2 separate regions of the Homo sapiens genome follow, and region 1 is linked to region 2. The links are chromatin contacts, found by Hi-C or POLR2A ChIA-PET in ENCODE. All regions are on one chromosome and are shown on one strand. The core of a region is the stretch at or near the end of the contact, and the rest is flanking DNA. Distances in the headings are between cores, read along the strand shown. Region 1 has its middle 40 kb from the start of CDC42EP3. Region 2 overlaps LINC03063 (long intergenic non-protein coding RNA 3063).

Region 1 (4,295 bases), core at 1,268-3,767, 140 kb after region 2:
GGGGGTCTTGCCATGGTATGCCATTGCCAGGGAAGGTGGATGGGGAGGGTTCCAGTGAGGCAAGGCAGGGTGCTAGGGGCAGGAGGTCTCTCTCTGAGCACCTGGAGGCCCTCAGGGTGGCCTTACCTTGGTGTGCTTACCACAGCTTAGGGCAGGAGCCCTAAAACTTGATTCATTACCTTCCTGCCCCAACTGCCCTAGATTTCTCCAATTTTATTTGAAATAATTTATTCATGATACAGATTTTAACATGGTCATACTTTCAATAAATATGCTTGAGCCATTTTTTTGAGGAGGCAACAATTTAAAAAAAAATCTATGCAATATGACCGAGAATTCCCAGAACACACAATTTTGCAGTGAGAGAGGCGTATGGAAATCAGGAGTGTATTTCATTCTTGTCTTCAACTAAAGGTTTAACAGCAATATTAACTATAATGGAGATGAATGAGCTCTTGCAAACAAGAATCAACAATTGCCATTTAAGTGTTGTTTTTGAGAAATAATTCTGATTCAATCAACGCATTAAAATATTTTAAGATAAATTCTGCTGAAGAAAACTAAGAATGGTGCTGTCCAGGTAATAGAGTTAAAACAAATCTTCACTAATTTTTGTTTCACAGGATAGTGAAACAAAAATTATTTTATTTAGTTTTTTAACCACGGTTTAATGTATATATATTTTTCAGCCTCCAATTTTGTTTCCTTTACTGTAGTATTTCTCGGCTTTTCCTTCTAGAATGGTTGAAAAATTTGTGATGGAGTCTATGAAGAAATAGATTTCAAAAACCAGGGAAAATTTTAGATTGGCGAATGGTTCTGCTTGGAAATACATCTTCTACTGAGGTTGGAGGCTGATGAGGAAAAGTAAAAACAATGAGGGAGGTAAAGCAAGAAAAGAAACAATACACTACAGATAAGCAATGAACAATTTTGTTTCCTGGGGGAAATGCAGAATTTTCTGTTTTCTAGAGATGTGGCCAACTGGGAATAACACCTTCCTTGTCTTCCAAGCCACAGATGTGGGCTTTTCCAGTCCTAACTTGGAGAAAAAAAATTAGGTTGAAGATATATACACAAAATTCATACTCTGGGTTTCCCACCAAAACATGGAACAGAAATGGAAGACAACAAGGTAAAGAGCATTGGCTCTGGAGTCATCCAAACCCGCGTTGACTACCCGTTATAAACAGTGTTTTGTCCTTCAAAATTCCTCGGGCTTCCGTTTCCTCATTTGTAAAATGAAATGACTTTGCAGGGCTACGGTGAGAAAATACATATGTGTGGGAAGATAGCCTATCAATGTAAGTGTATAAATATCTCTAAAAAATCTCTCTATATACAGATAGCAGTATTTATCTCCATATCTGTATTTATATCACATAGTCAGCACTCAATGGCTAGATGCATTGGTTATTATTGTTGTCTCGAGGTAAGATAGGCTTAGAGTTTTAGTGGTAGGCTGAGTAATGATCCCCCAAAGATGTTCGCATCCTAAAGCTTGGAACCTATGAATCTTGCCATATGTGACAAAAGAGGGTCTGCAGATGTGATCAAGTTGAAGATCTTGAGATGGGGAGATTACACTGAATAATCTGAGTAGATTCGATGCAAACCCAAGGGTCCTCATAAGTAGGATGCAGGAGTCAGAGTCAGACAGGAGGAGGCGTGATGACAGAAGAGAGGGACAGAGAGAAAGAGATTTGCGGATGGTGACTCTGAAGATGGAGGAGGGGGCCATGAACCTGTTGGAGCTTCCCCCACAACAACTTCTCTCTGGGGGTTCATCTGTTGAGAGTCACAATCGCAATCTTATAGGAGCTGGAGCTTTGCAGGGAGACCCTGAAGACACCCAGAGGGAGGCTCCCCAGTGCTGTCTTTGGAGACTTGCAGGCAGGTGCCTTGTCCTCTCTATCACCAGCAAGTAAACTGCAACTGGCCCTGCACCTCCTTTTGAGATGACTTGGGATTTGATGGGAGCTCAGGGAGCCAAGGAAGGCAAAGAGAAGCAGGAGCCCCGCCACACACATTGCAAGTGGTGGATTGCTGGCTGTGGTTTTCCTGGAAGGCTCTTAAATGGCTTTCAGGACATTCTTTGTTGGGGCCCTACATTCTTTAGCAGGGCTATCATGACTTAAGGGGTGTGGCCAGCAAGCCACATCCTCAGGGTGTTTTGTGGGCTGCTCTGCAGTGTGGCATAGGGACCCTGGCTTGAGAGACCTGCTGCTCTTTAAATCTATTACTCAGGAAGTGTTTGGCCTTTTTCTGCTTATTCTGGTGAAAACATATCTCCAGTTTCCCACTGTGAAAAAGACTTTGTCCTAAAGTTTTGGGGAACTGTTATTTAGAGTCCTTACACCTGCTAAGATATCTCCCCAAGTCCCAAAGGCCAAAAATAAAAGGCAACTTTCTACCCCAAGCCACCATAGTGGCTGCACTATGGTCAGACAAGTGGTCATCATCCTGGTCTGTAACATCTTGCTCACTCCTCTGTGCTCCCATATACAGTCATAGTGTATAGCTGCATTAAAGCACTTGTTTCAACATTTTGAAATTGTGCTTTCCCCATCACTTAGAATCCATGCATTCTTCAGTGCTGGGATCACATCTTATAGAGCTTGGTATTCCCAGATATTAGTATGGTGCTTGTCACGTAAGTTATTAATAAATGTTTCTTAGATGAGCAAACTTTACCTCTGTGGTAATTTGTGTAGCTGCTATCCACTCGATGTAGTTGCTTTTCAAAAAACTGAGGTATAATTTACATACAATCTACCAGAAAGTGTTAAGTATTCAGTTCAATTATTTTGACAGTTGAATATATCATGACAATTGACTACACCAAAACAAGAGGCAACCACTGTTTATGTCTTTTTTTAACCAGAGATTAATTTTGCCTAGTTTTGGACTTTATAGAATTGGTTTATATATTATACACATTTTGTGCAGCTTCTTTCACTTAGCATAACTGGAAGTCTCAAGTTTTATTCATACTGTTACATCATCAGTAATTTTTTTCTTTTTCCTTTTTTTTTTTTTTTTGAGATGGAGTTTCGCTCTTGTTGCCCAGGCTGGAGTGCAGTGGTGCAATCTCGGCTCACCACAACCTCTGCCTCCTGGGTTCAAGTGATTCTCCTGCCTCAGCCTCCCAAGTAGCTGGGATTACAGGCATGCACCACCACGCCCAGCTAATTTTGTATTTTTAGTAGAGATGGGGTTTCACCATGTTGGTCAGGCTGGTCTTGAACTCCCGACCTCAGGTGATCGGCCCGCCTTCGCCTCCCAAAATGCTGGGATTACAGGCGTGAGCCACTGTGCCTGGCCAGTAATTTTTTCTTTTTCTTTTTGACTAATATATATCTATTGACTAATACATATCTATTTCTTTTTGACTAATATTCAATTTATGAATATGCCAGAGTATGTTCATCCACCCTCATATTGATGAACATTTGGGTTGTTTCCAGTTTGGGCTGTTATGGAAAAGCTTCTTTGAGTATTCTTGTACAGTTCTTCTTGTGGACATATGTTTTCATTTCTTTTGAGAGATATTGAGGGTGGAATTGCTGGTTGTAGGATACATGAAGAAGTTAACTTTATAAAAATCTGACAAACTATTTTCCTAAGTGGCCGTACCATTTGCATTCCTACCAACAGTGTTTGAGAGTTCCATTTCTCCACATCCACATCAACTTTTGGTATTGTCTTATCTTTACATCTGAGCCATTTTAATAGGTGCAAAATGGCATCTCATGGTGGTTTTAATTTCCATATCAGTGATGATTAATGATGTGGAAAACACTTTCATGTGCCTATTCCTTGTTCTTATACTGTAGTACCCACTAATCCCTGGGGGATTCATTCTAAGAACCCCAGTGGCCGCCTGGAACCAAGTATATTACTGAACTCTGTATGTACTATTTTTTAAAAATCTGATAACTAAGGCAGCTACTGACTAAGGGGTGGGTAGCACAGACTGTGGATATGCTGGACAAAGGGATGATTCAGCTCCCTGGTGGAACAGAGCAGGATGGCTCAAGATTTCATCACGCTACTCAGAATAGTGGACGATTTTAAACCACAAATTGTTTATTTCTGACATTTTCCATTTAGTATTTTCTGACTGTGGTTTACTGTAGGTAACTGAAACTGGAAAGTGAAACCAAGGATAAAGGGAGGGACTACTCTATGTATCTTTTTTTGTGAAATGACAGCTTCAATCTTTTGCCCATTAAAAAAATTAAATTGTCATATTATTGATTTGAAAGAGTTCTTTATATACAATGCATACATGC
Region 2 (4,433 bases), core at 15-2,514:
CCAAAGCCCATTGAATTGGGTCCAGTTTAGGAATTAAAACTGTACAGTTCAACTCCTGCCCTTGACAGCAGTTCTGCCTTCTTAGTTTTATAGGTAACAAACTTGATCCCCTTCCTAAGGGAATGTGCGTAAGCTATCTGCTTCTCTAGGGGAAATGAACTCTAGTGATTTTGAGAGATTACATTTAAAGGGCAATTTTCATTTACAGTTATCTGATTCAATACGTGTGGAGCTTTGCATCAACCAAGAACTTGTTTAGGGCCACTCTTGGTGTCCGGCTGCTTGCAAAAGTCAAATCAGTAAGCTATGTAGGACAAAATGTTACTCAGGTTGAATCACTTCATATTAATGAAATGTAAATAAAACCAGAGAAAGGGAAATTTTAGAAATCCAAATAAACACCCTTAATGTGATTTGTCTTCCCAAACAGTTCCCTGGATTCTCTTTTCTGTGTGGTCATGTCTCAAATGCCTTTTAGTGATAACCCTGAATACTCCACATTTCAACAAGATACAAACATTTCTCTCTTGTGTTCTTATTTGCTGTTTCTGTTAGAAACATGAAAACCACATCAACTAGATGGAAATCCTAGAGGAATTTAAGAAGAAAAGATCAATTGTTTGACAATAAACGTGGTAAATCCCATGTGATCAAATAAATGCTTATACATGAAAGCAAGAATATTGTACTTTGAACTCTTAACTATAAAGTTGGGCTAAAAATGATTGGGCAGACCTGTTGGTAGGGGAAGCTGTATTTCAACACAAAATCTAAAAAGTCTTAGATGATGAGGCAAAGATCAGTGGACATGTGAGAGCTGACATTTTCTACTACTGAGGTTGTTTTGTTCTTGGTTTAAGAAAATGGATCTGGGATAATCTAGTTTTTATGAACTCCTGCAAACGAAGCGGCTTTAGTTACGTTGCAGTTGTTGAAAAGGACTGACCCTTCCCTGTAGCTTTGATGTGCAGTGTGAATTTGGCAAAGGGAACTTAAGTTTGCCTTTCAGTGCTGAATGGCACCATTACCGAGGCTCATGTATCTGTCAGAAAAATCACTTCTCTCCTGGTAAAGCCCCTTCTGTCTCAGGATCATGTGAGATTCACCACACAACACTCACTAAACATGGTATCATTTTTACGTAATGAGGGAGTGAGAACTGGAACCTGATTTCATATTTTTTCCCACAGATTTTACTTTCTACTCTTGTCAGTCATATCTGCAAGGCTGACAGTTACCAGGGGCTGTGGCCAGGCATGAGGGAGAATGTGTCATTGCTGGCTGCGTTGGTCATAGCAACGTGTCTGCCTCAGAACAGATCCAGCATGGATGAGCAAACAGAAAAATGTGTAAGAAGGCTTGTGACTGAAACAGACCAAGGGTGAGTGCCGGGACTGTCCATCAGAAACTTTCAATGATCAGTAACAGGATATTCACACAGTCATTTTACTTTTCAATAACTTATCAAGTTGACAAGCAAATAATTAATAATGGTTTGTCACTGGTTGGCAACTTCTAAAAAAGTCTATGGCTGAGAAGGACACTCATTTCTCATAACCTCAGCCAGTACTGAATTACAATGCCAATCAGCAAATGTATCAAACGCCAGAACACTGTTAGCAGCAGCTGAGGCATCAGTATGAGTGAGACATATTTCTTATTCACAACAGAAACTCAGAGTCAGTGGAAGAAAAATATGTAAACACATTTTTCTAATGCAATAAGATGAGGGCTATAATAAATGTATGAAAAAAAGTGCTACAGGAACACAGATGGAGGGTTGATTGATTCTGCTTGGGAAAGTCTGAGAACGCATCACAGGGAAAGAGAATTTAGCTTCTTCGAAAGATGAGTAGAATTTATTAAAAAGGAGGTTATTTTAAGCAAAGAAGTGCATCATATGCGAAGGATGATGTCAAGGATGTGCTTGTCATTTTCAGGGTGTAAGCGTAGAGCAGTTTCATTGTCATTATCTCTGTGTGTTCAAGAGGTACATTCTCCCAATAAATCTAATTTTCAGGACTATTGTCTTCCTTTGGACTCAAAATCTAATTTGCAATGCAAATCTGAGCAGTGACTTCCTTGTTTCAACGGTCTCAGACTGCCCCTAGAAATGATGAATGCATGGGTCCCATAGGTGAATGCATTGGTCCACAGGCAGAGAGAATGGAGTTCCAAGTCAGTCAGGCCAAGGTTCAACACAAGGAGGTGGGAACTTCAGACTGGAAGCTGAAGCAGTTTCTATGGTCATTAGCGGCAGAGGCCAGCCCAGAAGACCAGGGAGACTTCACTCCAGTAGAGGCCAGAAGAAGATTCCCACTATCGGCTTCAGATTCCTCTTTTGTAAAATGAGCTAGTTTGACTAGATCTGTTGCTGGCAAACTTTGTTTCCTAGGCCCCAGGGTTCCATGAAGGTTCTTCTGTGGCTGGTGATGAGAAAGAGTAAGGCCAACTTGGGAAGGCTAAACCTCCTCCACCCCTTCACTTCACTAGAGTAGTCTGATTTCATTTGTTTTCATATTGGCAATCCACATAAGATAAGTTTGAAAATGGTATATTTTACAGTTCAGACAAAAAGGAAAACCTTGGAATAGAGAATTAAGTGCTGGTTCTCTGGGATTCCAAGCCTCCTTTACTTCCTCTGAAATCCCATAGTACTTGATTTATGCCTCTTTATAACACTCATTTTTACCCTGTGTTATTTTTTATGTTTCAAAGACGTGCACTTGTTTTTTCTCTTATGGATGTTTTTGCTCAATGAAGGCAAGTACATGGTGGCTAAACCTTCCCAGACACACTGGCCTTCTTCCTGTTCCTCAGATTCACTAAACTCATACTCTAGTGTCTTTGCATTTGTGATTTTTCTCTATCCAGAATATGTTTTCCCAGATCTCCATGAAATTTTCTCCTTCACCTATTTTAGGGATCTTCTCAAATGTGACCTTATCTGATGAAATTTCCTAAACACCTTACATATATATAAAATGTAATTCCTATTCTCCTTACACACTCTGTCACACACACACACACACACACACACACACACGTCTATTCTGTTTTAGTTTTTCCATAGCACTTAACATCACTTGACATATTTTATATTTCATTATTTGTTTCACGTCCGTCTCATCCACTAGAATGTAAATTCCAGGGGCCAGAGACCTTTCTGTGTTGGTCACTGATCTATCCTGGACACCTGGAACAGCGTCTGACATGGAGTTACCACCCAGTCACTGGAAGTATTTGAGACTCAGTTCCTGTCCAGCCAAGACCTCCTATTAGATAAAAATAAGATCCCTCTTGCAGTGACTGACAGTTCAGCCATGTTTTCTCATTGTCTATAACGTCCAAACCAGTGTGCCAACACAAACCACCTCCTCTAGTACAGTCTGAATAGAATTGTAAAGAGAGAGCATGGGATTTGGAGATGGAAGATTTGGATTTCAGTCTTAACCGTCATATACTAGTGGGGTGCTTTTAGGCAAGTGACTTAATCTCTCCAAGCTTTAATTTCCCCACCTGTAAAAATGAGGTAATAATTGACCTGTCATATAAGGTTGCTATGAGGATTATCACAAGTAAAATGTGTGAAAAGCGGTTTGCAATTTGCAAAAGACCACGTTAGATGTGGCTTCTGGAAAATGAAGCAGTAGAGAAACAGGACTCTAAGTTGCCCTTAAGCCAATACTAGTACTTCTGGCAACTACCTAATTCCTCTGGAAATGGGGATAAGGATACCCCTTTCTGTTTGAAGGTGGAGAAGTGAATCAGATGATCTAACTGAAATTCCTTCCAGCTTTATGATTCATGATTTTATGTTTGTGATGAAATCAGTAAGAAAATATTGAGCACAGAAAGTATTTTTACTGATACTACAAGGTTTTCAAATGAGTAGTCCCCCTAAACAGTCTCTTTTAGCCCTGTAGAATCATCTGTTACCATATGTAATGGAAAGGCAACTTTATTTCAAGATTTATGCTAATTTCTGTTTCCTCATATTTATACTATGTGCCTTAGCCCCATAGATTCAGAAAATAAATTATATATCTATGGAATGCATTTGGCACTTAGCTTAAATTGCCTTTCCCACTAAACTATTTTTTGTTTATTACCATTGATATAAAATGCTTGAACGCTCAGAAGGCAGTGTGTTCAGAGGCAATGAACACTTAAAAAGGAGTTAAGAATTTAAGTTCTTGTCATGGTTCTGTCACTAGCCAGTTAAGCAGCCTCAGGCAAGTTGCCATCTCTCTGGGCCTCAGTTTCCATATGCATGAGTATGTGTGTGTACATATTACATATATATTTATATATGCTGTATGTAATGGGGAGGGGAGAAGTCACATGAAGTACCAACTGCAGACTCAGGAAGAGAACTGCCTTTGCTTCAGAACACACCTTATATGGGCATGTTTGGTTATGAAAATGAGACC

Evidence for each region. A loop is a pair of places that touch in the nucleus more often than their neighbours do. ChIA-PET counts read pairs that join two places held with the same protein, here RNA polymerase II (POLR2A). Pooled maps may share reads with other maps.
Region 1: a loop to region 2 is called in a pooled map, with 2.5 times the contacts of the local background. The contact joins two enhancer-like sites. A Hi-C loop is called at or near these places in 1 of 168 maps with a recorded cell type or tissue (naive thymus-derived CD4-positive, alpha-beta T cell) and 8 of 50 pooled maps. POLR2A ChIA-PET finds 5 or more read pairs at or near these places in 2 of 52 experiments (H1 and OCI-LY7).

The regions. Positions count from the first base shown.
Region 1 is chr2:37,709,479-37,713,773 of GRCh38, forward strand. No RefSeq gene overlaps it. Among named protein-coding and RNA genes, the nearest start is that of CDC42EP3, 40 kb to the left of the region's middle. Within about 2 kb of position 2,518, at least 3 of the 41 ENCODE cell types and tissues checked have a DNase peak (open chromatin) inside an H3K27ac peak, as active enhancers do.
Region 2 is chr2:37,569,812-37,574,244 of GRCh38, forward strand. All of the region lies in intron 1 of LINC03063 (long intergenic non-protein coding RNA 3063), which reads left to right. Among named protein-coding and RNA genes, the nearest start is that of LINC03063, 9.5 kb to the left of the region's middle. RefSeq lists enhancers at 967-1,276, 1,377-1,436. Within about 2 kb of position 1,265, at least 4 of the 41 ENCODE cell types and tissues checked have a DNase peak (open chromatin) inside an H3K27ac peak, as active enhancers do.